2 separate regions of the Homo sapiens genome follow, and region 1 is linked to region 2. A link is a loop called in an ENCODE intact Hi-C map of the cell type or tissue named here. Cell type or tissue: gastrocnemius medialis. All regions are shown on one strand. Links, peaks and the distances in the headings refer to the core of each region. The heading gives the core; the rest is flanking DNA.

Region 1 (15,061 bases), core at 5,124-7,623, 63 kb after region 2:
CACTTGAACCCAGAAGGCAGAGGTTGCAGTGAGCCAAGATCGTGCCACTACACTCCAGCCTGGGTGACAGAGTGAAATTCCGTCTCAAAATAATAATAATAATAATTCAAGAGATATGTGTTTGGATACTTACACGTACTTCTAAATAATTCACGGGTGAAAACAGAAATAATAAAAACTAGAAAATAATGAAAATTGGCCGGGTGCAGTGACTCACACCTGTACTTTGGGAGGCCAAGGTGGGCAGATCACGAGGTCAGGAGATCGAGGCCATCCTGGCTAACATGGTGAAACCCCGTCTCTACTAAAAATACAAAAAAAAATTAGTCAGGCGTGGTGGCATGCACCCGTAGTCCCAGCTACTTGGGAGGCTGAGGCAGGAGAATGGTGTGAACCCAGGAGGCGGAGCTTGCAGTGAGCCGAGATCGCACCACTGCACTCCAGCCTGGGTGACTGAGCAAGACTCCGTCTCAAAAAAAAAAAAAAAAAAAAAAATTAGCTGGGCGTGGTAGTGCATACCTGTAATCCCAGCTACTAGGGCGGCTGAGGAAGGAGAATGGCTTGAACCCAAGAGGCGGAGGTTGCGTTGAGCCGAAATCACGCCATTGAACTCCAGCCTGGGCAACAAGCGTGAAACTCCATCTCAAAAAAAAAAACAAAAAAAGCCAGGCGCGGTGGCTCACACCTATAATCCCAGCAATCAGGAGGCCGAGGTGGGCAGGTCACGAGACTGAGACCATCCTGGCTAACACGGTGAAACCCCGTCTCTACTAAAAAATATATATATATACATATATATATACACACAAAATTAGCCAGGCATGGTGGTGGGCGCCTGTAATCCCAGCTACTCAGGAGGCTGAGGCAGGAGAATGGCGTGAACCCAGAAGGCGGAGCCTGCAGTGAGCTGAGATGGCGCCACTGCACTCCAGCCTGGGCAATAGAGCGAGACTTCGTCTCAAAAAAAAAAAAAAAAAAAAAAAAAAAGGCCGGGTGCAGTGGCTCACACTTGTAATCCCAGCACTTTGGGAGGACGAGGCGGGCGGATCACAAGGTCAGGAGATCCAGACAATCCTGGCTAACATGGTGAAACCCAATCTCTACTAAAAATACAAAAAATTAGCCGGGCGTGGTGGTGGGCGCCTGTAGTCCCAGCTACTTGGGAGGCTGAGGCAGGAGAATGGTGTGAACCCGGGAGGCTGAGCTTGCAGTGAGCTGAGATCGCGCCACTGCACTCCAGCCTGGGCAACAGAGCGAGATTCCGTCACAAAACAAAAACAAAAACATCAAAACGAAAAACATGGCCAGCCTCATGCCTCTAATCCTAGCACTTTGGGAGGCCAAGGTGGGTGGATCACCTGAGGTCAGGAGTTCAAGAACAGCCTGGCCAACATGGTGAAACCCCATCTGTACTAAAAATGCAAAAATTAGCTGGGTTGATGGCACGTGCCTGTAATCCCAGCTACTCAGAGGCTAAGGCAGGATTATCGTTTGAACCTATGAGGTGGAGGTTTCAGTGAGCCGAGATCACACAACTGCACTCCAGCCTGGGAGACAACAGCGAAACTCTGTCTCAAAAAAAAAAAAAAAAAAGAACAGAACATCTCTAGAGGAAGATTCAAGCATCTGCCAATAGTGGAGGCCTCTGGGAAGGCAAAGAGGATAAAGAGAGAGAGCCAGAGGAAACTAACTTTGCACTGTTCTCTTTCGGGCCTCTAAATTTTTTTTTTTTAAATCACATTCACCATAGCATCAACCAATCAAATATTAATATATAGCACATGTATGTATATAAAATAGCAATAATTGCCTGGGTGCAGTGGCTCACGCCTGTCAACCCAGTACTTTGGGAGGCCGCAGCAGGAGGATCACTTGAGGTCAGGAGTTCGAAACCAGCCTGGGCAACATGGCAAAACTCTGTCTCTACTAAAAATACAAAAATTAGCTGGGCACGGTGGTACATGCCTGTAGTCCCAGCTACCCAGGAGACTGAGGCAGGAGAATCCCTTGAACCTGGGAGGTGGAGGTTACAGTGAGCCAAGATCACGCCACTGCATTCCGGCCTGGGCAACAGAGCGAGAATCTATCTTAAAAATAATAATAATAAAAAGCAACAATTAATTAAACAGACAAAGTACAAGTATTTTAAAAGTTAAAAGCTGCTTCTTTGGAAAGACAAAACTGACAAGACTTTTTTTTGGTTTATAATTTTTTTTTTTTTATAGAGACAGAGTCTTTCTATGTTAGCCAGGTTGGTCTTGAACTCCTGGCCTCAAGCAATCCTCCTGCTTCGGCCTCCCAAAGACTACGGTTACAGGTGTGATCCACTGTGCTGGGCCAAAACTGACAGACTTCTAACAAAACTAGTTTAAAAGAAAAAAAAGAAGGCACAAATATGAGAAATAAAAAAGTAGCCGGGTATGGTGGCTCAGGCTTGTAATCCCAGCACTTTGGGAGACCGAGGTGGGCGGATCACCTGAGGTCAGGAGTTAGAGAACAGCCTGGCCAACATGGCGAAACCCCATCTCTACTAAAAATACAAAAAAATTAGCTGGGTGTGGTGGTACGCGCCTACAGTCCCAGCTACTCGGGAGGCTGAGTCACCAGAATCGCTTGAACCCGGGAGGCAGAGGTTGCAGTAAGCTGAGATCGCACCACTGCACTCCAGCCTGGGCGACAGAGAGAAACTCCATCTCAGGAAAAAAAAAAAAAAAAAAAAGAAGAAGAAGAAATAAAAAGTCAAATCTACAAATCAGGTAAGAAGTGAAAAGAGACCATTACACAGAACTTTATACCAGTAACTCTGCCAATTTTTCTTGTTTTAAAAGAGACGGGGTCTCACTGTGCTGCCCAGACTGCAGTACAGTGGCACTATCATACCGCACAACAGCCCAGAACTCCTGGGCTCAAGCGACCCTCCTGCCTCAGCCTCCTGTGTAGCCGCAACTACAGGCATGTGCCACGCTGGTGGGCAACTTTGACAATTTCTAAGAATATAACTTACCAAAACTAACCTGACAAGATTTTAACCATTAAAGAAATTGAACCACAACTTTAAAATCTACCTAGAGACATACATGGCTGTGAAGGGGAGGTGAGGCCAAAGGCGGGTCATTCATGAATGGGTAGCCCCAGAGTATTTGCATTCCATGGGTCATGGGCCAAGGCAGAAGAAAACAATAATCAAAGCGACAAAGTCTTGAAGAAGATGAAAACAGATGGGCACCTGAAAGCCCAGTGGGGGTGGGCCTTGGAGAGGAAAGAGAGGAGAAAATGCCCTCAGCTATGGGGGTTTGGGGGTGATACAGGGGAGGTGTTAACTTTGATTTTCTCCCTGAAGCACGAAGGTCAATAGCTGAGCTGAGCAAGGGGTGGGTAAAGAGGGTACACGTAGTCTAAGAAGCAAGGAAAAGGAAGGGTTCCTGCCAAGGAGTTTGGGGAGGTACTTAAGCCAGAAAAACGCACTAGATGCCCATGCATGGTTTGCAGTCATGAAGTTATGAAGAGGAAGCAGTAAACTGAGGCCAGCAATTTTCTCCATGAATATTCTGCCACATGGAGGGAAGAGACAGGGCTGGACCAGCATAACCAAAAAAAGTTCAGGGCCTTTGCCTGAGAGCCACGGAAGAGCCACAGTGCCAAGTCCGGGAACTCAGGCTCCTAGGAGTGAGGTCGGGGAGACGTGATAAACCTAACAGGAATGGAATCCATGGACTGATAGGGATGGATGAGGTCAAAGAACTATGGCAGGTCAGGCGCAGTGGCTCACGCCTGTAATCCCAGCACTTTGGGAGGCCAAGGTAGGTAGATCATTTGAGGCCAGGAGTTTGAGACCAGCTTGGCCATCATCACGAAACCCTGTCTCTACTAAATACAAAGATCAGCCAGGTGTGGTGTTGCGCGCCTATAGTCCCCGGTACTCGGGAGGCTGAGGCATGAGAATCACCTGAACCCAGGAGGCAGAGGTTGCAGTGAGCCAACATCGCACCACTGCATTCCAGCCTGGTGACAGAGCGAGACTGTGTCTCTAAAAAAAAAAAAAAATTAGCCAGGTGTGATGGCGCATGCCTATAGTCCCAGCTACTCGGGAGGCTGAGGCACGATAGTCTCTTGAACCCAGGAAGTGAGGTTGTAGTGAGCTGAGATTGCACCACTGCACTCCAGCCTGGGCAACAGAGCAAGACTCTGTCTCAAAAAAAAAAAAAAACTATGGCAAGAGAAGACAAGCAAGTGAGCTACAAAGACAGACAATGATCAAGATGAAAGTTTGAAATGGAGATTTCTTAGGTTTCCAGGCACGACTATGTCTAGGACGTGATGCTAGGATGGGTCAATCTTGGAAGAAGAGGTCTCCAGAGAAATTTGCAACGTGCAACTGTCAGGCAAGATGTTAAGATAAATTCCCACCAATATTCTCCTACAACTGCTGATAACAGAATGCTTATCTAGAAGACAGCAATTCAGCCCCACTTCCCCTCTGGATGCAGAAAGCTGCAGGAGAGCCGTGCACTCTGAGCCCTGACCAGAGCCCTGACCAGAGACAGAGCAGGACAATTGATAAAATCCTATCTCTGGGCCATCAGAGAGCCGAAGTGACCAGGCTGCCGGAGGGAACTACACAACAAAGTGCAGCAGCCCCTCCAGGGAGAAGGGGACACACTTACTGTTTCACCTTTGACAGAGGAAGGAAAGTGGAAGGAGGCCATAAAAGTGGTTAGAAAAAAAAAAAACAGTTTAACTTTAAACAAATTCTGAAAGGTTGAGAGTGTCAAGTGTGGGAGTCTAACCCCTGGAAAGCCCCAAAACGAATGTTCCCACTCATTCCCAGGAGACCTGCACCCAAGTCTCCAGCTAATCCACTAGCAGAGAGGAAGGAAACATGCCTTTCTCCTTGTCCTGGAGAAAGGCGTGTGCCACACACAGGCCAGGACCAGCACAAGACACGGGGCCGGTCAGACCCCTGCAGATACAAGGCAGAGTCTGGCTGCCACCGGGCAGAGGTGGGCTCGCTGGGAAAGCTGCCCCCAAGGCCGTGAGCACAGAGCTGCCCAAGAGTCAGGCTAGAGGGGGGAACTGAGAAGATGCCACCATCGGAGACCTTGCCAAGGAGGAAGTAGAGAGAGACTCCCCTCTACAGGCCCACACGAGCACGCACAGTGCTAGAGACAGCCCAGCTGAGGCCAAATGCACTGACCTGGCCTCCCAGGTGCACAACAGGACACAGGAAACAACCTCAGCCTGATGCTCTCTGCACACTGTCTGGCATTTGACCAAACAGAACAAGAGAAACAGAAAGCAAGAACCAATAACGTTTAAGGAAGAGATGATAATACCAATTCTAACACAGTCTTCCAGAAAGGAGAAGAAACAGGAACACATTCTAACTCATTTTATGAGACCCCGAAGGCCACTGTAAGACAAGAGGCCTACAGACAGCCTTCATGAGCACAGATGCAAAAATCATTAACATAACTTTAGCAAATCAATCCAGCAACACATAAAAAGGATGTCCACAGAAGAAAAATAATGTTCATAGCAGCTTTTTTCAAAATAGCCCAAACGTGGGAACAACACAAACATCCATCAATTAATTGGTGAATGCATAAATTGGTTTATCTGTAAAATTACTCAATAAAAAAGAGAAACTACGGATGCATGCAACATTTTGGGTAACTCTCAAAAGCATTATGCAAGTTACAGAAGTATATGTGACACTCTGGAAAAAGCAAAACTGTAGGAACAAAAATCAGGTCAGGCCAGGCGCGGTGGCTCATGCCTATAATCCCAGCACTATGGAAGGCAGAGGCGGGCGGATCACGATCGAGACCATAATGGCCAACATGGTGAAACCCCATCTCTACCAAAAATACAAAAATTAGCTGGGCATGGTGGCGCGTGCCTGTAGTCCCAGCTACTGGGGAGGCTGAGGCAGAAGAATTGCTTGAACCCGGGAGGCGGAGGTTGCAGTGAGCCAAGATTGTGCCACTGCACTCCAGCCTGGGTGACAGAGCGAGACTCTGTCTCAAAAAAAAAAATTCAGGTGAGTGGTTACCAGAGGCTAGGACGGGGGAAGGGAAGTGACTACCAAGGGGAACAAGGGGATTTTATGGGGTGATGCAAATGTTCTGTAGCTTAGCTGTGGTAGTGAACATTTTTTAAGTAAAAAAAGAGTGAATCTTAATGGAAGGTAAATCATGTTATTTTTTTAAAGGCCAGCTCCAACAAAGAGGCTGACCTACAAAGCAACAGCTGGTCCGAATCCACAAACACAGGCCAACACTACACCTCTGCTGTTCCCAAGGTCACTGTTTCTGGTGAGGAGAGAATGGCTCATCTGACAAACTATCCATTACCAAGACAAGCCGGGGGCTGGGAAATGAGATCCTCCTCCAACGCAGGCAAGACGCACTGCAGGGAACCATAGGCACTTCCGCTGGCCTCTGGACCAGGGCAAACAGCAGAAGCCTGTTCCCAAGGGCAGAGGCAGGCTAAAATACAAGAGCAGGGCTGGAGTCGGAAGAAGAGCTGATAAAGTTTAATGAGAAAACAAACCAACCACCACAAAAAGCAAAGAAAATGGTATTGGTAAAAAAACAAACAAAAAAACCACACAAAGAAAACCATAAAAATAGCTGTCTTTGTAGAGTTTATATTCTAATGAAGAAGAAAGCAAACCAAATGAGTAAGTAAAATACATAGTATGTTAGAAATAAGTGCTAGGAAGAGAATTACAGCAGGAAAGCGGGACATGCGGGAGGGGCCGAGTGAGAAAGTAATTCTGACAATGAGACCCCAAGGATAGAAACTGGCCCTGGAGATGGGGCTTGCCTCCAAGGCCAGTAAAGATGGAAACCCACACCAGGCAGTGGGGATGCGCTCTTCAGATTGTCACCAGGACTCCCCCAAGGCAGTTCTGCAGGAGAAAACAGAGGAGCAGGGAATGCACACGTTTCCTGGCTGCACATAGCAAGGTATCAGAAGGAAGAGAAGAGCTCAGAAAATAATTAGCCGCTTTCAAGCAGAAATCAAAGGGCACAGAAGAGGCCTAGAATGTGGGGTCTCAAATAGTTGCAAAAGCCAACTCCTTCCAGAACCCAAACAGTACATGTGAAAGCCTGCCCGGAACAAGGGCCCACCAAAACTCCATCAGGTCAAAGATAAGAGTAAGGGTGCGGTCTTCCCAGCCAAGCCTGCTGTGGCCTCGAAGAGGCTGAAGCAGCACAAATAAGTAAAAGGGAAGGTGAGGCTTAAGAGCATCGCGTAAAGAATTACCTGCATGTCGAATTGTTGAGAACTAAACACATGAAAATTGTACTCCCTTTTCAAGAAACTGTACCACCAAAGAAATACTAAGCTCAAAGCCAAAAATCACCCTTCAGGGTCACATAGCTTGATGACTGAATTGTGCCCAGACAAGGAGGGCAGGTGTCCTGCCACCTACTGCAGTGTGGCCAGGGAAGACCAGGAGGAACGTACCAGGAGACACAGACTAGAAGGTGGTGCAGGAGGGAGTGCCCCCTGAAGCAAAAGCAAATCCATTTCTTTCACTGCCAGTTACCCCATAACCTGGGCGGGGGGAGCCAACGCCCTGCGCTGCCTGTGCTGGCAGCCACTCACCACTGGCTGGTCAAGGCCGCCATGCCTCTCCTCCTTCTCCACGGTCCTGCGGCAGTCCGGGCACACCCACAGTGGCAGGTGCAGCACGCTGTTGCCCTTGGGAGCCATGGAAAGGGCCAATTTGCTCGCAGTCTTAATTCCACTCTCTAAGAATGATGAGTCTTTCCGTTCACTTCTGCACAGAAGACAATAATCCCCAGCAGGGTAGGGTGGTGTCCTATGATTCATGCCAAAACTAAAAGGAGTCTGGAATAGAAAAAAAAAATTCTATTTTCAAAACCTCATCTACAAAGCCAAGAATATTAAAATATATGTATAGTTCTAAAACTAAAATGCATGTGTATGTTTATATACAGAAACATAAAATAGGAAATGTATTGAATAAAACTAAACCTAATGTTCTAGAAACTCGTAATACTTTAAATAGTGCCATAAAGAAAATCTTATCTTAGTACGAGTTAGAAAATTGTCAAAATTAACCCCTTCACCTTGACTTCTGTATTACTTTTCCACCACATGCTAGAAACTGTCAGCCTCAATTTTCAGACTGTTTACCAGAACTGGTTACCACCAACGAAGTCTGAAACTACTATTCTAGAGGCATCTGCACACCAGGGCTCAGATTCAAGATGGCAATTCTGGCTTAAGTGTGTCTGCAGATGCAAACCATCTTTGAGGTCGGCTGTCCAAATTCCAGATTCAAGATAAACAGGGAGCTGATGGCAGCTGCACATCCAAGGCCCAGACGCCCTTCCAGGCCCAGCAGTAATGATGCTGAGCTCATCTCTTATCACCTGATGTAAATAAACATCTGCATTTTCAAATAGGTCCTACAATGTGGGGCAAGGGGAAGAGGCCTTAGAGGTAGGAGGAAAAGGCAAGATTGTTATACCTTAAAACCTCTCAAAAGATAACCACCCACTCTATCAGAAAAAAAATAAAATTAGCCTTTAAAACACAAATACAGAAAAAGAAACTGAAGGCTGGGCACAGTGGCTTACGCCTGTGATCCCAGCACCTGGGGAGGCAGAGGTGAGATGATCATTTGAGCTCAGAGGTTTGAGACCAGCCTCAGTAACATAGCAAGACTTCGCCTCTGCAAAAAATCCAACTATTAGCCAGGCATAGTGGTGCGTGCCTGTAGTCCCAGCTACTAGGGAGGCTGAGGTGAGAGGATTGCTAAAACCCAGCAAGTCGAGGCTGTAGTGAGCTGTGATCGTGCCACTGCACTCTAGCCTGGGTGAGAGGGCAAGACCCCGTGTCAAAAAAAAAAAAGAAAGAAAAATCCAGCCTGGCCAACATGGTGAAACCCTGTTTCTATTAAAAACACAAAATTAGCTGGGCGTGGTGGTGTGCACCTGTAATCCCAGCTACTCAGGAGGCTGACGCAGGAGAATCGTTTGAACCTGGAAGGTGGAGGTTGCAGTGAGCCAAGATCACGCCACTGCATTCCAGCCTGGGCAATAGAGCAAGACTAAGTCTCAAAAAAAAAAAAAAAAAAAAAAAAAAGGAAAAGAAAAGAAAAAGAAAGAAACTGAGTCTCACACAACTGGAAATGGGGTTAAAGTCCCAAGACCAGCAAGTGTGTGTGTGTCGGGGGAGACACAGGATTTTTAACCCGTATCAACCCAATCCTAAGACGGGTCCTTCACACAGGGCTGCCTCTGCACCTTAGGAGGAAGCCCCTTCGAACCCTGAGGAGAGGCTGGAGGGAGGCACTCCCAGGGAGCAGGGCAAAGGGAAGCCTCGCCTGGCCTTCCAGAGGCAGCCAGAAAAAGGGCACACAGTGGGGTGGAGGTGAGAGAACCCCCGCTAGTCTCTCCTGCCGTGTAGGGTGTCCTTGCTGCAAGACATGCCAGGTGGGAAGAGAGTGGACCCAGCTGACGCTGTTCTGGCTTTTCAGTCTCCATCTCCACCCAGAAGCTTCTCCAAGGCCGGCTAGACCTGTAGCTCTTCCCACAGCCTCGAGCTGTCTCCCCATCCCACCACCGGTATTCAAAAGGACCCACTGTACATAACGGATTGGCCCCTGAACAGCCACTGAGGGCTCTCATTTGGACCCCAGGCTCCATTCTTAAGACTTCCTGCTGACCGGCAGGAAGCACATATTTAAACAAGGGGCTGAATGTATAAATGAATGAATTAGTGATTGAAAGAATGAATGACAATACCAGCAAGACTCAAAAGATGTTCATATATATTCTCACATGTTTCCATGAACCAGTGATCAAAACTGCTGACTCCTGTTACATCCACAGGGTTGTGAGTTTTCCCAAACCCAGCTCAGCAGCCATCCTGAGCTGAATGTTTGGGGCACAGGGGCAGACAACTGCGTCCTACCTCCCCACAGTGTCCTAGAGAACGCCAGACTACTCAAACCACCGAGTACCATGAGAATCCATGTATTTTTCCATACCAACAAATCCCAAAAGCCTAAATGACGACAATTAAAAAAAAAAAAAGGCACACTGATTTACCCCAATATAAAGCCATCTCTTTTCCTCAGGTCTTAGAAAACAGCTCCCATCACTGGCAGAACAGCCATACCCATCAGACCTTTCTGGCTTGCCCTTTTAATTACAGAATGAGATGCTGGGCTCTACAGGCCCAAAGGTCCCCAAGCCTAAAATCATAATGTTAAGAGCCAGAAATGACCAGAGAGCGCACAGCTCAGCTCCTGTACATTCACCAGTCATCCAGGATTTACTGAGCCCATCACATGCTCAGGGACTGGTCCAGGCACTGAGGGCACAATGGTGAAGAAAACTGTCAAAGACAAAGGCAATAAATAAGACAAATACATGAAAAAATTAACTAATTAAATAGTGATAAGGAGAAAAACATAACAGCAAAGAAGATCTGTACCCTTTAACCCGGTGGACAGTGAGGGCCTCCTTGAGGAGACCCCCGAAGCCGACATGGCTGTACCTTGTGGGGAGCCCAGTGGCTGGCATGGGGCTGACAAGAGCAGAAGGAGAGATGGGGGAGAGCTGAGGGCCACTGAAGTCAAGGAGTGACTCTGAGGCTGCGTGCAGAGAGAGATGGGATGGGACAATGGGAAGAAACGACTATCTGCAGTTCAGGAGCCAGACAGCAGCAGCTTGGACCAGGGCTGCAGGAAGGGAAGTGGATAAGGCTGTGAAGGAGCCAGCTGTGAGGTGTGAGAGGAGGAGAAGAGCTAGGGACAAGTATGAAGCGTCAGGTGCTGGGTATTTTTTCATTCCTTCAGTATCTGAGCTTCGTCATGGGCCATAGGAGGGTTGTTTGGGAAGAGTCTGGTCCTTTCAGGGCTTGTAGGCTCTGTAAGGCAGCATCAGAACGCCTTTCCTCTTACCCACAACTGAGGCAATATCCTCCTAAGCTGCCACCCAGGGTCCTGCAGGTTGTAAGATTTTCCCACAATGGCTGGTGGGAACACACACTGCTCCTGGCCCTGTGTGAGCTGCAAGGTTTGTCCCGCTCCTCACTTCCAGGGTGCTAGCCCAGGCGCAGAGAGCTTCCCCACAGGCATGTGCTTATGCGCCCTCAGCTGGGCTTGGGGAGAACCCTATGCAGAGCTCTTCCTTCCCCTCTTTGCAGCTCTCTCCTCTCTGGTACTCTGCCCTGCAAATTTACTTTGGCCTCCCCAAAGTCTCAACTCAGCCTCCTCAATCAAGGAGATCCTCAGACTCGGTCTGGGTAGCTCTCCAAGTCCTAGCCTTCAGACTCTCTCCAGGCAGGAAGCCTGGGCAAGGCTGGAGCTTGCCGCGGTTATTCTTCTTCTCTCAGGGATCACTGTCCTGCCTGCCTGTGGGCCAATGTTGGAAAACTACTACTTGGTACATTTTTTTGGTCCTTTGTTTCACTGTTTGAGACAGGAAGATAAATCCACTTCTAGTTACTACCTCTTGCTTGGAAGCAGAAATCTAGTTACATTGATATTTTTAAAAAATAAATGTAGCAGGCTGGGCGCGGTGGCTCACACCTGTAATCCCAACACTCTGTGAGGCCGAGGCAGGCAGATCAAGAGGTCAGGAGTTCAAGACCAGCCTGGCCAACGTGGTGAAACCCCGTGTCTACTAAAAATACAAAAAATTAGCCGGGTGTGGTGGCGTACATCTGTAATCCCAGCTACTCAAGCTGAGGCAGGAGAATCACTTGAACCCATGAGGCGGAGGTTGCGGCAAGCGGATATCGCGCCACTGCATTCCAGCCTGGGCAAACAGAGCAATACTCCATCTCAAAAAAAAAAATTATATATATGTACCAGAATGAACATTTTACTAGTATCATCCCCCAAATCCTACAAACACATAGATGAAATATGTAAATATATAAAATGTGTATATATATCCATGTAAGGGACCAAGATAACCCAGAAATTTTTGCATAGGAGAATACGGACATATGGCTAAGATGGCAGTATTGCTGAAAACACTTTGGGAACACTACTAACAGCTGAGTTCTACCATCTATGATGTATTTTACCTTTTCTGAATAAACTGATTTTCTACCACCCAGTGACTGTGGCCTGTGTGCATGGGGGTGGGAGGTGTGTGTGTATCATAAAAGACATTAAATCATAATAGCATTTGTTTTCTTGCTAGGCTTATATTCTAGTTTTGAAATTTGTTTCCAAAATGAAATTCCAAATTAAACATGAAAACCCAGATTTACTAAAAATACTTTACAGATAAACTTCTTATAAACATGAAGAAAAAAGGTCATCTTAGGGTAAAAACACAGTAAAAGCAATATCCTCTCGGGTAACAGCAGCACAACCCAGATTAGACCGCCCTATGAAGGCTAATGCAGGAGACACAACAAAGGCCCCGTGCTGGTGACGCTGCCACCTCCTGCCGACCGGCCTTCAGGGCTGTCTGCTCCCCACATGCCCTCCATCTCCTGTCAAAACCCCCTCACACTGTACCTATGACCAGAACATTCTCTGCCTTAAACCCTTCGATTGTTCCTGCTGCCTAAAAAGATCAAGTCCTTAGCAAAGGATCAAGCAGGATACACCAGGCCCTTGGTCAGTGTGTTCTTGCAAAATCACCCACTTGAAACTCCTTACAGTTCCACACTCCCGCCCCAACCAACTATGTGGCTTTATCTCTTCCTGCCTTCATACTTGCTGCTTGCTTCCCTAAAACACCAATCTCCCCGCCTTTCCTTTACAAGACAACTGCGAGGCATCCCTTCAAACCCCACTATGGTAACTTTTTTATTCTGTGAATTTTGCTCCCTACCCCTCAATCAATACGTGTCACACGCAGCTAATTACTACAACTCCTGTACAACTTCTACACTCTTTTTTTTTTTTTGAGAGGGAGTCTTGCTCTGTGACCCAGGCTGGGGTGTAGTGGCACGATCTCGGCTCAGTGCAACCTCCACCTCCCAGGTTCAAGTGATTCTCCTGCCTCAGCCTACCAAGTAGCTGGGATTACAGGCGCGCGCCACCACGCCTGGTTAATTTTTTGTATTTTTAGTAGAGACGGGGTTTCACCATGTTAGCCAGGATGGTCTCGATCTCCTGACCTCGTGATCCACCCGCCTCGGCCTCTCACAATGCTGGGATTACAGGTGTGAGCCACTGCGCCTGGCCAACTTCTACACTTCCTATAGACTATCATATATTCATTATACTACAAAATTATCTTTCACATGTCCATCTTCCCATTAGACACTCAACATTATGAATGTCCATAATGCACCCAGCAACCAGTAGGCGCCCAGTAAATGCTAAGGGAACTGAAATGTCTAGTCCAAATCAATAATACACACTTTGTCTTGCCTACCTCAATCACAATTTTCTGTTTTTTAATTTTGTTTTGTTTTTTTTTTGTTTTTTTTTGTTTTTTTTTGTTTTTTTTTGTTTTTTTTTTTTGAGATGGAGTCTCGCTCTGTCACCAGGCTGGAATGCAGTGGCGCCATCTTGGCTCACTGCAACCTCTGCCTCCCGAGTTCAAATGATCCTCCTGCCTCAGCCTCCCAAGTAGCTGGGACTACAGGCAGGAGCCACCACGCCCAGACAGGCGTTGTTAGTAGAGACGGGGTTTCACCACGTTGGCCAGGATGGTCTCGATCTCCTGACCTCGTGATCTGCCCGCCTCGGCCTCCCAAAGTGCTGGGATTACAGGCGTGAGCCATGGCGCCCAGCCAATTTTCTGCATTTTTATATATGATCCTTTTCTTTCTTTCTTTTTTTTTTTTTTTGAGACAGAGTCTCGCTCTGTTGCCCAGGCTGGAGTGCAGTGGCGTGATCTCAGCTCATTGCAACCTCCGCCTCCTGGATTCAAGCAATTCTCCTGCCTCAGCCTCCTGAGTAGCTGGGATTACATGCCTGCGCCACCATGCCCGGCTAGTTTTTGTATTTTTAGTAGAGATGCGGTTTCATCACGTCGGTCAGGCTGATCTCAAATTCCTGACCTCGTGATCTGCCTACCTCGGCCTCCCAAAGTGCTGGGATTACAGGTATAAGCCACCAAGCCCAGCCTATACATGATCTTTTATTAGCTACCTGCACTCAAGTCCAGGGAACACTGTTATGTGTAGTCACTAAAATACCTGTGCCCTTTTCACCCTTTCTTTCCTGAACTCAGCTTTCCCAAAGCATATGCAGGTTCTCTGAGCAAAAGGCATTGCCTGGAGAGCAATTACTAACATTAATACTTAAACCTCCTTCTCAGTGGTTACAAAGAGATTGGTAACAATCATATCATGAGTTAGGCACAAAATTACCTTAAGTATTTAAGGCTCTGTGATAAATAATTTCTGTAATCTTACAGAGTAAATATCTAGCAATTTATAATTTCAAGGCTGTTCCATGGAAACTCAATAAAATTCAACAGTGACTGATTCTACATTATTACAGCATCCTTTTAAATAGCTAATATAACAGTTTTCCTTAGGACTTACTTTTTTTAAAGAATGAACTCTGAAGGATTTACTTTTAATTTCAGTTTACATATTAGAATAAACAGAGAAAACCTAATGAAAACTGCAACTGTTTTTAATGATTGCTCCTGAATTGCCCTATTAAATGGCCAGTGGTTCTACAGATGTAAATAAGATGGTTTTAAGGCATTAATGAAGGCATAGTGGTATTTGCTGGAACTATAGTTACATAAAATGCTTTTCTCCATGTAATGTTACTAATGTGGTTTTTCCTATACAAATGTAGTTGCCGTGTTTTAAGTCTATTAAATAATATAATTACTATTTGTTTTGATGCTACTTATCCAGAAGAAAACAAATATCTGAGCCAGCCTCAGAACATGTCTGGATGCCAGGGCAAGTTTCATATCCCTGCTCTGTCATGGGACAGCACAAATATCTACAAAATACTTCAAGTCTCTACATTCAGGCTCCATACAGCAAAAGGGCAAAACAGCTTGAATTTATTAATAGCAGCAGACTTACATGTATTTCTAACATACCGTTCTTTGCCAATCTTTAAAGTAAA
Region 2 (15,061 bases), core at 6,036-8,535:
ATGATGCCACCCCACTCCAGCTTGTGTAACAGAGCAAGACCCTGTCTCTAAGAAAAAAAGAGATACATATTGTATTTTAATTTTTGTTTCTTTTTATTTTTTATAACGACATTCACAAGAGATGCATACTGTAACCCTACAGCAGCCACTAAGAAAATTAAAAAAAGAATCAACAGAAGAATTAAAATAGTACACTAAAATTTTTGTTTAATATTTAAAAAGGCAGATACTGACATATACAGGATAAAAATGCAAGGCCCAACTAAAAGATGTTAGACAAATTTTAGATTCAAAGACACAAAGAAACTGAAAGTAAAAGGATGAAAAAATACATGTACACAGTAACCCAAGAAGGTGGAGTGGCTATACTAACAAATAAAACGGACGTTAAGAAACACCAGTAGTCAAACATTTCATAATGATAAAAGGGGCAATATATCAGGGGAGCTATAACAATAATTCAATAACATCACCCCCAAATGCATGAACCAAAACAAGGAAGAATTGAAAGGAGAAGGAAATAATCCAACAGTTAAACTTGAAGGCTTCAATATGCCTCTCTCAGTAACCGATAAAACCACCAGACAGATAATCAGTAAGAATATATACTATGATCTGAGTATCTGTGCCCCTCCAAAATTCATATGTTGATAGCCTAACCTCCAAAGTGATGGTATTAGGCGATAAGGACTTTGGAAGGCTCTACTCTCAGGAATGGGGTTACTGTCCTTACATGGTAGCCTGGATAGACCAAGACAATACAGAAGACTTGAAGAATGCCATCAACCAATTTGATCAAACTTTCATTTCTTGAACACTCCACACAACAAGAACAAAGTTCAAATTATTTTCAAGTACACATAGAACAGGATCTAGGTAAACTATATGTTAGGCCATCAACAAGTCTCAATAAATTTGGAAGCTCTAAAATCAGTCATCTAAGCTTTTGTTTCAACAAACTAGAAAAGGAAGAGCAAGCAAAACCCAAAGAACATAGAAAGAAATAATCAATTTCAGAATGGAAACCAATGACACAGAAACGAAAACAGAGAAATTGACAAATCTTTAGCCCAAGTGACTGAAGCCGTTAAAAGGAAGATAAAATTACCCAAATCAAGAATTAGCATCACTGCAGGCACTGCAGAATTAAAAAGGATTATAACAGTATAGAATAACTTTATGCCAACACATTAGACAATTTAAATGAGTAAATTCCTACAAAGACAAAAATTATTGAAATTCACTCAGTAAGAAATAGGAAATTTGAAAAGACCTATTACAAGCAAATGAAACTTGAATTAGTAATTACAGATCTTCCCACAAAAAGAGACCAGGCCTACAGGATTTTGCTGGTGAATTCTATCAAATATTTAATAAATCTCAATCTTAAACAAACTCCTTCAGAAAACATAAGTGAAAAAAACATTTCCTAACTCATCCTATGAAGCCAGTATTACTCTGATACCAAAGTCAGACAAAGACATCACAAAGATAGGAAACTACAGACCAATATATTTTATTAGTATTAACACAGATGCAAAAATCCTAACAAAATATTAGCAAACCAACTCAGGAACACATGAAAAGGATTATATACCACCGCCAAGTGGGAGTTATCCCAGGAACACAGGTTGATTTAATATCCTTAAATCAACTGATGTGACACACCACGGTAACAAAATAAAAAACGAAAACCACAAGATCGCAACACATGCAGAAAAGACATTTGAAAAACTGAACAATTCAATATTCAATACAATTCAATATTCAAATCATGAAAAAACTCAAGAAATTAGGAGTAGAATAGAATTTCCTTAACCCAATAAAGGGCATCTATGAAAAACCTATACTTGATATCACATTTAAAGAGTGGTCAAAGATTAAATGCTTTCCCCCTAAGATTGGGAACAAGGCAAAGATATCTGCTTGCAACAATTCTATTCTGTACTGAGTTTCCAGCTAGCTCAATAAGGCAAGAGTAAGGAATTAAAAGCACTCGGGAGGCTGAGTCAGGAGAATGGCATGAACCTGGGAGGCAGAGCTTGCCGTGAGCCGAGATAGCACCACTGCACACCAGCCTGGGCAACAGAGCGAGACTCCGTCTCAAAAAAAAAGAAAAAGAAACTGAAATTAAAAGCATCCAGACTGGGTATGGTGCCTCACACCTATACTCCTAAAACTTTGGGAGGCTGAAATGGGAGGATGGCTTGAGGCCAGAAGTTCAAGACCAGCCTGGGCAACATAGTGAGACCCTCTCTCTACAGAAAGTTTTTTTTTAAAGCTGGGCGTGGTGGCGCATGCCTGTAGTTGTAATACACCTGTAGTCCTAGCTACCTGGGAGGCTGAGGCAGCAAGACTGCTTGAGCCCAGCTGTTTGAGGCTGCAGTGAGCCATGACTGCAGCAGTGCACTCCAGCCTGGGTGACAGAGTGAGATTCTGTTTCTTAAAAAGAAGAAAGGAAGGAAAGAAAAAGAAAAGAGAAGGGAAAGGGAAGGGAAGATTAAAAGCATTGCATCCAGATTGGAAAGGAAGAACTAAAACTTTATTTGCAGACAACATGATCTTGTATATAGAAAATCCAAAGTAATCTACCAAAACAACAGCAAAAGGACCTACTAGAACCAACCCTACTAGAATAAACAAGTTTAGTAAAGCTGCAGAACACAAGACCAATATAAAAAAATCAATTGTATTTCTATGTATTACCAATGATCAATTGGAAATCAAAATTAGAAAATACCTTTTACTGTGAATGAAAACACATAATACTTATATATTCCAGACACAAAGACTGGAATTTTTTTAGAACTACTGAGAAAAATTAAAGATGACTTAAATAAATGGAAAGATAAAGCATATTCACAGATTAGAAGACTCAATTTTGTTAGGATTGCATTCTCCCTAAATTGATCTATATCATCCCACAAATAAAAGACCACAACCACATCCAGAGGATTTCACTGGAGAATTCTAAATATATATTCAAGAATTCGATGCAATCCCTCAAGATCCAAGGAGGCGTTTTGTAGTTGACAAGTAGATCCTAAAATTTATATGGGAATGCAAAGAACTTTGAGCAGCATAAACGATTTTGAAAAGGGTGTACCAGCCGGGTGCAGTGGCTCACGCTTGTAATCCCAGGACTTTGGGAGGCCAACACGGGCGGATCACAAGGTCAGGAGTTCGAGACCAGCCTGGCCAATATAGTGAAACCCCGTCTCTACTAAAAATACAAAAAATTAGCCGGGCGTGGTGGCGTGCACCTGTAGTCCCAGATACTTGGGAGGCTGAGGCAGAATTGCTTGAACCCGAAAGGGAGAGGTTGCAGTGAGGCGAGATCGCGCCACTGCACTCCAGCCTGGGTGACAGAGGGAGACTCCATCTCAAAAAAAAAAAAAAAAAAAAAAAAAAGAAAGAAAATAGAGAGAGAGAAAGGTGTACCAAGCTGGAGGGAAGACCCTATCCCATTTTCCTAAACTTACCATAAAGCAATTGTCAAATGCACTATGGGTGTAAGGACAGACACAGAGATCAAATGAACAGAATGGAATGTCCAAATATAAACTCTTACATTTACAGTCCATTGATTTTCAATAAATTTTCAATAAATGGCCAAGGCAATTCAATAGGGTACTTCTGACAAACCGTACTGAAACAATTGGATATCTATATATGCAGAAAAGGTGAATTTATATCCTCACCTCACAATAACTAAATGCTGAGTCAAACAGAATCTAAGAACTAAAATTATAAATCTTCTAAAAGAAAACAGTTTTGTGTTAGGCAAAGTTTTCTTGGATAAGACATCAAAAACATTATACGTAGAAGAAAAAACTGGTAAGGAGATGTGGTCAGACTTCCCAGATAGACCTTTCAACATCACCTTTACCATCTGAGTGTTACATTTATATTACCTAATAAAATAAATCAGCCAAGCACTTTGACCTTCATTTGTTCTTTCATTTAAAGACTGCTTATTATTATTGTTGTTATTATTATTTTTTAAACAGAGTCTTGCTTTGTCGCCCAGGCTGAAGTGCAGTGGCGCAATCTTGGCTCACTGCAACCTCTGCCTCCCAGGTTCAAGCAATTCTTGTGCCTCAGCCTCCCAAGTAGCTGGGATTATAGGTGCCCACCACCATGCCCAGCTAATTTTTGTATTTTTAGTAGAGACGGGGTTTTGCCATGTTGGCCAGCCTGGTCTTGGATTCCTGGCCTCAACTGATCCACCCACCTTGGCCTCCCAAAGTGCTGGGATTACAGGCGTGAGCCACTGCGCCCGGCCAAAAACTTGTTTAAGCATCTATTTATGAAATTCTGAGAAAAAAAGCTAATAAGGTACCCTCACCTTTGGCTAACAGAAGAACAGATAATGAACAGGAAAAACAAACCTTTCCTGAAATTTTAATATTCCACTATTTTTTTTTAACTCCTCTCTTTGCTTCTATACAGACAAAAAAGGCCTCCACAGAGCTGCTATGGGGTGTTGCGAAATCAAGATTGATATTCGAGCAAGAAAAACAAGATTCAAATGGAGATTGTAAGTATGCCTTGACTCTCTTCAGTTCTAACCTTCAGAAATTATGGGAAACAAAATAATTTTGTATTCAGTAATGCTCATGTTTAGAGAAAATACACACAGAAAAAGAGATCCTTGGCAAAACAGCAAGCAAAGTCCTACCTGCTGTGTTGGGTAGGATGGGGGTGGACTGTCTGCTTTGCTCTCCTCTGTCCTGGGGCTCCTGCTTCCCAGCACTCCATCTTCCTTCGGGGCCCCTGGGGGCTCCCCACTACTCTCGCCGTCCGCTTCTTCATCATCAGCTTCTGAGGAACTACTGCTGGTACTGCTTATCTGAGGAGACTTTAAAGACAATCTTTTGTAATTTGCACTTTTCAAAACAGAGTAATATAAAATATTAAAATGTCAGACCATCATTTTATGTCATTTATTGTTGCTACGAAGAAGCCATGTCCATACCTCATCCTTCAGGGCCATGTTTTCCCCGCCACCATTCAATTCGCTGTGGATTCCATTCATGTTGGCCACCACCTCGGTATCATCATAATTACTCAATGGATAAATATCAGCAAATTTGGCTGACAATGGTGCAACATCTTCATCATCACTACAACTGACACAAGCAGAGATGGTCACTGTGAGGTCATTCAATTGTGAAAGACAATGAGTAAACCAGCCACTAAGCACAGATATTTCCTGGACAGATCACGGCTTTCATTTACAAAGAGTATTAGTTAAGTATCATTCCTACCACTAACATTTCTTAGTAACCTCAACATGAGAAAAATGCTTGGAAGATTAACATTTGTGCCATTTGGAAGAGTAAAAAACAAAAAACAAACAGAAAAACCTCCAAAAGTAGAAATATTAAGGAAACTACAAAAATTTAACCAGACTGATTAACGTTTCCATTTGACCTGAAGAGCGCTGGTATAAAACTAGTCTCTCTGCTACTCCCAAGACAACACAATTTGTGATTAAAATTAAAGGGGTACCGATGGCAACCTTAGGTGTTTAGTGTTTGCTTTTTAAACCTTAGCTGTTTAGTGTTTGCTTTTTCAACTTAGGGCTGAAATTTTCAGAAATAGTCAGTTGAACAAAACTTTAAAGGCACTTATGTAACAGAAGACTAATTTTTTTTGCTTTAAGGCCAGTCATGGCCTGGTCACTCATGATCGTAATTAAATATCAGCTTTAGCAAGACATCTAAGCAACAGGCAAATGAAAAATTTACTGAAATTAATTTTATTTTATTTTATTATTTTTTTGAGGCAGTGTCTTGCTCTGTCTCCCAGGCTGGAGTACAGTGGCACAATCTCGGCTCACTGCAAGCTCCACCCCCCAGGTTCACGCCATTCCCCTGCCTCAGCCTCCCGAGTAGCTGGGACTACAAGCACCCGCCACCACGCCCGGCTGATTTTTTGTATTTTTAGTAGAGATGGGGTTTCACTGTGTTAGCCAGGATAGTCTCAATCCCCTGACCTCGTGATCCGCCCGCCTCGGCCTCCCAAAGTGCTGGGATTACAGGCATCAGCCACTGCACCCGGCCTGAAATTAATTTTAAACAGATTTCAAGGCTTTAGCCTACAGAGACCACTTAAGATGCAGCTCTGGTGCATTAAAAGAGCTGGCACATTTAAGCTCAGTGCAATAAGATGCTCCAAGGTCCACAAAAACATGCACTGAGTCCATCTTCAGCCTGGGCACACAGCAACCTCCAGAAGGCAAAACCCTAGGAACTCGTCGTGATCTCACTTCCTAGAATGAGTGAAGAGTGTCCAGGACTACCAAATTCCGGTGTCTTTTCAACACATTACAAGTAACGTGCTAGAGTCTGGAGCTCACCAGAGGTAAGTACAAACAGCACCCACAAGGTGCAGAGTCCTAGGGCTTCCTGCAGGCCCACTGCACCTGGGACGCTGCCTGGGCCAATGCTCATACACACTCCTGAGGATGACCATAGGCACAATTTACAGATGAGAAAACTGAGGTTCTAGTGAAGTAACTCAGCCATTTGCTCCATGTGACAGCAGGAGGCTTCACCAGCCCTAGCTCCGTAAAGATCCAACCCATAAGATCCAGGAAGTACTGTGTGGTACACTGACTACAATCACATTGTTCTTTTTAACCAACTTAGAAAAGGCACCAAGAAAGAGACAATACAAATGAAAAGATAACACTGGAGATTTTCAAATCATAGTTTACATTTGGAAGACATTGATCACAAGCTGCTGAAGGCCCAGATGTCCCGAGAACCTAGGCTCCCCGTAACTGGTGATGGGCAGTTCCGGCCCAAGGAGAAAGGCTCCCACAGCCAATTTCTTCCACTACCACACGTGACACAAGAGACCATAACTGACATCAGCAGCTGTGACAAATGAACAGGGATGAAATTTTCCATCTTAAATTTTCATTAGGCTATATATGTTTAATTTTTATGTTTCAGTAAGAAGTTGGATAACAGCCAGCTGCAAAAATGTCAACACTCTTTCTTGTGCCCTGGAGAGTACACAGTGTCTCTAAGGCAATAAACAGCAGCCTGCAATCTTTGTATGAAGAGAGTCAGTGAGTTTAAACCAGTCCTTTCAGAATTATTTTGTCTGAGAACAAGCCCAAATTGAAAATGGAAAGACTGAAGGAAAACGTCAGTCACCATGAGAAATCCAGACAGAAGGAATGAACACAAGTCAGTTGGTCAGAGAAATCCCAGAAACGCTGCATAGCCAAGGTCAGGAACAACAATCTCTCCCACTGCACACTTCCACATGGAACATGATGCCTGTGTGCTCTACGATACACGTAAACTAAACCTAAGCTGACTTTGGCAACTACATATGATCAAGTGCAACCCTTTTGGAAATTAGCATGTGAAGCCTCCCCAAATGACAGGGTCACAACTCTGAAGAAATCTGGGAACAGCCAACTACAATGTGAATTGGTGACAGCTGCACAACAATGTACTTCTAATCATGCGGGAACATGAAAAACAGAAACCTTCAACTGCTTGCTAAAGCGATCACCTGAGTTCTTAGCAAGACATGAAACAAGCATGAGTGCTGGGCTGACAGGGAGACAGGACAGACGGCGGACTGGTCACCCTTTAGGAGAATGAGGAGATGTGAGGCCGGAATTAGAGACACTTCTTCTCTGCATACCAACATGTTTTTTCTTTACTGGCCTTTATTAATTTACCATGTTTTTTTTTTCCCAGATAAACAGTGTTAAAAGTTTGGGTTTACTGATTTCATGTTTTAAAAGCTGCATTAAAAACCTCAGGGTCCCTTGTCATGAAAAGCACAATAATGATGTTCATACTTCTGTGGACATTACTGTATGTATTTCTCATTACTGGGGCGACTTAAATTTCGGAAACTTTATTACAAAGTCACAACTTACAAAGTTGGTGCCGAGCCACTGTCTGTGAGGATGAGCCTGGGGTGCTGCTGAATTGTGATGGGAGAGCTGGAGCCGGACCCCGAGCTTGCAGATGACACACTGGGCGGGCTCCTCTCAGCAAGATAGTCAGGAGCAGGATCCACTTGAAGTGGGAGCTGGTGAATGTGGATGTCATCAGTGACGGGGGGGTCCATGATACCACACGTGAGGATGTGTGAGAGACTGCAGTCATCGCAAGCACATCTGATCAGGAATTAAGGACAGTTACCAAGCCAACCAATGCACAAGACTAGACCATGCTCTCTAAGGGTCGGTTCTAGGCCTCCACTCAGCCCAGTGAAGGTCCAATGGGCCAGTCGTGCTGACACCACAACCCAGCCTTACCTTCTCCTGTAGTTGCAGTTGGGGCAGTCGGGCATGCTCAGCCGGGACGATAACATGTGCCTCATGGTGTCTGTGAAGTTGTTCTCGCCAGTAACTGCTTTCTTATTGGTTAACTAGAGGAAATTTTAAAATGCTTTAATCTTGCAAGACCCTTCCCCGAGACATGGCTCATTATTTTTCAGTAATTCTGCTGACATGTATCATGTTCACGGGCACTGCTTCCTCAGCGGGACAGGACCAGGAATACAGGGGCAGCAGACCTGGAGTCGGCAGCAAGCTGGGGGCTGAGCTGCAAAGGGCTCGGGTACCAGGAGACCCTAATCGCTTTTGTCTTCAGCAAACATGCTGCAGTGCGCCCTCACAGCACACACCTGATGCAGAAACCCGGCCTTTACCCTGTCTGCCATGTGCTTGGTACTTGCAAGGTACTGAGAACAGAGCTGTAGGAATGAAAAGTGGCACGTGGAGGGCAAGGGGTCGGCCTCGGAGCTATTGAGGAAATGGCACCTCAACTTCTAACAGACAAGGTGAGCATCTGCATTTCAAAGGAGAAGGAACTCTGGACCCACTCTGGCAATGGGACAGGTGGCAGCTGGAAGGGCCACTCAAAAGGACGGGATGGCCGGGAAAGGTGGCTCACGCCTGTAATCCCAGCACCTTGGGAGGCAGAGGCAGGCGGATCACCTGAGGTCAGGAGTTTGAGACCAGCCTGGCCAACATGGTGAAACCCCATCTCTACTAAAAATACAAAAATTAGCCAGGCGTGGTGGCTGGCACCTGTAATCCCAGCTACTCAGGAGGCTGAGACACGAGTACCGCTTGAACCCGGGAGGCAGAGGTTGCAGTGAGCCGAGTTCACGCCACTGCACTTCAGCCTGGACGACAGAGTGAGACTTTGTCTCAAAACAACAACAACAACAAAAGCACAGGGACACATGCAGAATGGGGAAAGGGAAGAGGTAAGCATGCCACAACACTGGTGCCATCTGTATACCTGTGGTGCCCAGAGGAGACCACGGGCATGCAAATGTGGAGACAGGCATGGGGTCAAGGCCAGGGAACCACCAATATTTGCAGAAAGACCAATGAAGTTGGAGTTCGTAAAGGAGATGGAGAGAAGTGTCAGAGAACAGGAAGAGAGTCGATGTGGCACGTGGATGGGAGATCAGGGGAAGCCAAGTTTCCAGATGAAGCCAAGGGCCCCCAGACCAGATACAGGACATCACTAGCAAGCTCTGCCCAACAGCTCCAGCAAAGGTGGAGCACAAGCCTGCCTGGAGGAGGCACCGCCAGGAAGATGAGGAAGGGAGAGTCCAGATCTGCCAGCTGCCATGTTGAAGGCATGGCACCTGGCAATGTCTGGAGATCTGAGCGCTCTGTCTGGGGATGCTGGGCCCCCATTCCAGCTCTGGGACATCAGGCAACATCCTTAACCTCACCCTAACACCCTCCTTCATATGTAAACTGCAGATGGCACCATCTGCCTCATAGGGGACTGTGGGGACTCAGGTAATATCCTTTGCAAAATACCCAGAGCTGCTGTGGGATAGAGAGGCCACTCAATACACATGGGTTTTTCTTGAGGCGTATATGGAAGATAAGGAAATAGGTGAAAATTAGTTTATCTTGAGATTAAAAACACCATCTTGAACAGTTTTTAACGCTGGCAAAACATGCCAATGTGGTCCTCCAATGCTGTTCTAACAAAGCACATCAACATGCAGAGAAGTCATTTGCTGTCAGGACAGATTTCTACTTCCTTTAATTGCCTCTCTTATTGACAAGCTTACCTGTTCTTCAATGAATCTTCTTTGTTTAAAAAGCTCCCAGTCTTCTGTTAACATGCGCTGCTTGGTTTTCATTGTCATCTAGTAAGGGGATGTAAAAAACAGAAAAAAAAGAAAAACTTTAATACCTGCGACAATTATACAAGACATTTTCAAGAGGAGACTTTCTTAAAATGATATATATGAGAGAAACATCATCTGCAAACAGAATAAAGATACAATACTACAAATATGTTAACAGGTATTTCTTTATTTTACTCAAACTCATCACAAGTACTTTTCTCACATGAAAGACAGAGATGAATAAACAGTAAAAAGAGAAATCAAGATATTCTGACTAAATCTGTCAATACAGTGGATGAACATTCACTATTTACTGAATGCCCATTATGTGCCCTGAATGTGTTAGAAATAAGCAAGATGATGGCAACTCGGTCCTGCCACACGAAGAGCTCAGACTACAGGAAAGGAAGAGCTATTAACAGGCATATGAGACTTAAAAAGCAAAGCAAAACAAAACTAACAAAGAAGTTAGGAGTTAAAGGCAAAAAGAGAAATTACTGAGGAAACAGAGAAGCATATGTGATTAATAAAACCGAAAGTCGGTTCTGTAAGCTTCTGTCAAGGCTGAAAAAGGGGGAAAAAGGTAACATTAAAAAAAAATCAGGATTGAGAAAGGATATGGGTACATATGAAGATTGTTTTGTTTTGTTTTTGAGACTGAGTCTCGCTATATCACCCAAGCTGGAGTGCAGTGGCACAATCTCGGCTCAATGCAACCTCTGCCTCCTGGGTTCAAGCGATTCTTGTGCTTCAGCCTCCTGAGTTAGCTGGGATTATAGGTGCCCGCCACCACGCCCAGCTCATTTTTCTATTTTTACTAGAGACGGTGTTTCACCATGTTGGCCAGGCTGGTCTGGAACTCCTGGCCTCAAGTGATCCACCTGCCTCGGCCTCCCAAAGTGCTGGGATTATAAGCGTGAGCCACTGTGCCCGCCTGGCCAGAAGATTGTTTTTAAACTGTGAGACAAAGTCTCTTTATAAGTTGATACTTTGTAACATCTAAAGAAGAGTTACAAACAAGGGGCTCATGGGCTATTTTGTCCGACTTGCACTTCACCTCTTTTTAAAAGTGTTCGAGATTTCACCTAATAATCCAGATTTCTGGCTTCTCTTGACAACCTGGCAGCTCTGGTGGCCCTGTGAAGACTGTTGGACCCAAGTGGGGACTGCCCCTAACAGAGAACAGGAGGACACACGCACGCACACACAGGTGTGGCCTTCGCTACCCATGCCCCAGGCTCCACTAGGGCCTATCCCAACTGAGGGCACTTTCAAGGTGAGGGTGGTGACGGCCATGAGCACCACAGGAACGCTGGGGCCGCTCTACCCTGTATCATCCATTTCCGTGACTTTCCCTAGCCCTGCAGGTGTGAGTTTACAACCCTTTACTAAACGATATGGATAACTTCTTGAGCCAAATTCTATTTGTAAAACTGACTCGAGGGAGAAGGAAACCTGAAATACACTAATAAATGTCATATAAATGAAAAAGGCAGACAAGATCTATAGTTCTTGTTCTTCTTCCCTGTAAAAATGAATTAGGCCCCAAAGTTTTACGGTAGGTTCTATCAAACCCTTCATGGGACAGAAAATTTAAACTATTCCTGAAAATTGCAAAAACACAGAGTTTCTCAATTCATTCTATGAAGCTAGCACAACCTTTATACAAAACAAGTAAGACCTCAAAGACCAAGACAACTCAATTATACCTCAGAATATAGATATAAAAGTCCTGGCTGGATGCAGTGGCTCACACCTGTAATCCCAGCACTTTGGTAGGCCAAAGCAGGAGGATCACTTGAGGCCAGGAATTTGAGAACAGTCTAGGTAACAAGGCAAGACCCCCACCGCTACAAAAAATTTCATTTGTTTGTAAATAAAATTATCTTTGAGACAAGGTCTCTTGCTCTGTCACCAAGGCTGGACTACAGTGGTATGATCACAACTTACTGTAGCCTCAACCTCCTGGGCCTATGATCCTCCCACCTCAGCCTCCCAAGTAGCTAGGACCACAGGCACACACCACCACACCTGGCTAATTTTTTTTTCCTTGTAGAGATGGGGTTCTCCCTATGTTGCCCAGGTTGGCCTCAAACTCCTGGGCTCAAGCGATCCTTCTGCTTTGGCCTCCCAAAGTGCTGGGATTACAGCTGTGAGCCACTGCACCAAGCCAAAACTTAGCTGGCACACTGGCATGTGCCTATGGTCCTAGCTACTCAGGAGGCTGAAGTGGGAGGAGAGCTTGAGCCCAGGAGTTCGAGGCTGCAGAGAACTAATATCTTGTCATTGCACTCCAGCCTGGCCAGCAGTGTGAAACCCTGTCTCTAAAAATAATTTTATATAGCTGTCCGAATACACACACACACACACACAGGCGCACACGCACACACACACACGTCCTAAATCAAATATCAGCTAATAAATTTAATAATGGAATAAAGAATGACATATCATGATCTACTAGGGTTTCATCCCAGGAACGCAAGAATGTCTCAAAATTAGGTAACCTAAACTCTTAACTCATACAGAAATTGATATAAGAAAAATCATACCATCAATTTTGACATCTTCCTGTTTTATTTTTTAAATGATAGCCTAAATCAACTAGAAATAAAGGTAAACTTCTTTAATTTGCTAGAAAGTATCAAAAGTCTGTATGGCAAGCATCAAACTTCATGGTGAAACACTCACAGCAGCCCCTCGAAGCCAGGACTGGACAAGGGTGCCAGTATCAATGCTCTTATTCACACTGGTCTGAAGGTCCTAGTGGAAGCCAAAAAAAGGGGACAAATGCTGGAAAAGATGAGATAAACCTATCATTATTTGTAGAAGATACCGTGATTTCCTAGACTCCCAGATTCAAGACTCAACTCAAAAACTACAAGAGTTAATGCCGGCATCTGGCGAGATGACTGGTCACAGGGCATCTCCATTTTCCCAGTTTCCAGCATGAATGCTTTAAACACACATTCCCCACTCAAGATGCCGGTCATAGCAGCCCCTCAAACTACAGACTATGGAGGCACAAAATGGGTCAAGATTTACAAACTATAAAACCATAATACAATATATTTTTAAAAACCTTAAAAAAGAGTGACATACCATATTCTTGGATGGGAAGATTCAATATTGGTGCCAATTCTCCCTTTTCATTGTATATGTCTGCAGTTATTATAAAATCTTAGTGTACAGTGTAAGAGTTGTTTGATAAATAACATCAATAAAAACCTCTTCCTTGACTCTCTCCTCACAGCCTCAGGGAAATTTTTTTTTTTTTGGAACAAATTTGGGTACCTGCAGGCTTATGTATGTGTCAAACAACAGAGAAAGAATGAATTTCAGACAGCAAACATAAAAATAATTGATTTCAAACTTCCAGCCTGGGCAACACGGTGAAACCCCGTCTCTACCAAAAATACAAAAAAAAAAAAAAAAAAAAAAATTAGCCAGGCATGGTGGTGTGCGCTGTGATCCCAGCTACTCTGGAGGCTGAGGTGGGAGGGCTGCTTGAGCCCAGCAGGCAGAGGTTGCAGTGAGCTGAGATGACACCACCGCCTAGTTGAGAGAGTAAGACTCCATCTCAAACAAACAAACAAAACCTACCAACTCTCTTGCCACATACATACATACTTATTTGTGAACAGAGACTCAATTATTTTACACGTATTCAACATTTTAAAGCCTTTGAATCAGTATAAAATTTCTAAAATGTTATTGATTAGAAGCAACCAATGTTCATTCAAAGGTTTTAAATTAAATAGTGCATTAAAACAGCTCCAGTGGAGAGTGGAGTGGCCACAAACCAAGAACTCCAGGGGTCACTGCAGTTGCCCCCAAAGCCTTCAGGGGAACATAGCCCTGCTGACATACTGATTCTGAACTTCTGGCCTCAAGAACTGTGAGCATAAATTTCTGTTGTTTTCAGCTCCCCACAACCTCCCACCCATGCATACATGGTTCCAGAATGACTATTATTCTCTGGATGTTACTAAAGTGGCTCAATTTCCCTCAATTGTATTAGTGGCAGATTGTTTCTCATGGTTTCTTCACAAGACAGTGAAAATAAAAATGCATCTCCTGGCTGGGCATGGTGGCTCACGCCTGTAATCCCAGCACTTTGGGAGGCTGAGGTGGGTGGATGATGAGGTCAAGAGATCTAGACCATCCTGGCCAACAGGGTGAAACCTTGTCTCTACTACAAATACAAAAATTAGCCGGGCGTGGTGGCGGGCGCCTGTAGTCCCTACTACTCGGGAGGCTGAGGCAGGAGAATTGCTTGAACCCAGGAGGCAGAGGTTGCAGTGAGCCAAGATCACACCACTGCACTCCAGCCTGGTGACAGAGAGAGACTCTGTCTAAAAAAAAATAAATAAAAATAAAAAGCATCTTCTGGTTGCTTTAGTGAAGAGACTGGTTTTCTCTTTGTAAAAGCAATGTAACATGCAATTTTAAAGAAATACACTTTACTTTTTAAGTGACACTGTTATTTTCTCCCTAGAGAGAACATGTATGTGTTATTTTTACATATATACCATTTTCCCTAGAACAACAGCAATAATACCATATATAATATTTCAAAATAAATGTTTACCTTCAAGAAACAGATACCTGAAGAAATTACTATTCCCAAAGGATTTTTCAGTCTTAGTAAAAGAATTTCCCTAAGGGCATTTTTGTGTTTAGTTACAGTTCAATTGGAGAAATGAATCTCTGAAACTAGAACTTTATCTGCCATTTCCATCACATGTGGAACTAAGGACAGCACCCCAGGCTCTTAGGGGCAGGATGTTATGCTACGTAGGACACCGCTGACCTAAACCCCAACAGGCCTGCCTGGCTGAGACCCTCGGGAGCCTCCTGTCATCTGCAGATGTGGTAACACCAGGAAGCAGTAGTGAGGCTCTAGCCACAC

What was found. Peaks named below come from ENCODE experiments on the same cell type or tissue, not always from the same donor. Only the 100,000 strongest peaks of a DNase experiment are listed, where the experiment ranks them.
Region 1: it touches region 2 in a loop (4-fold over the local background); 1 of 110 quality-filtered maps calls a loop at or near these places.

What each region holds. Positions count from the first base shown.
Region 1 is chr4:2,588,886-2,603,946 of GRCh38, reverse strand. It overlaps FAM193A (family with sequence similarity 193 member A), which reads right to left. Exons shown (of 21, transcript NM_001366318.2): 2 at 7,618-7,863. Among named protein-coding and RNA genes, the nearest start is that of FAM193A, 60 kb to the right of the region's middle. RefSeq lists enhancers at 5,340-6,292, 6,293-7,244, 7,245-8,197. In gastrocnemius medialis, for the core only: no CTCF peak of the experiment used is centred there; a DNase peak (open chromatin) is centred at 6,356; H3K27ac peaks cover 2,500 bases.
Region 2 is chr4:2,652,909-2,667,969 of GRCh38, reverse strand. FAM193A (family with sequence similarity 193 member A) reads right to left here. Exons shown (of 21, transcript NM_001366318.2): 8 at 10,090-10,167; 9 at 8,300-8,412; 10 at 7,916-8,158; 11 at 4,979-5,132; 12 at 4,682-4,861. Among named protein-coding and RNA genes, the nearest start is that of TNIP2, 96 kb to the left of the region's middle. RefSeq lists enhancers at 8,449-8,948, 8,949-9,450. In gastrocnemius medialis, for the core only: no CTCF peak of the experiment used is centred there; a DNase peak (open chromatin) is centred at 7,559; H3K27ac peaks cover 2,500 bases.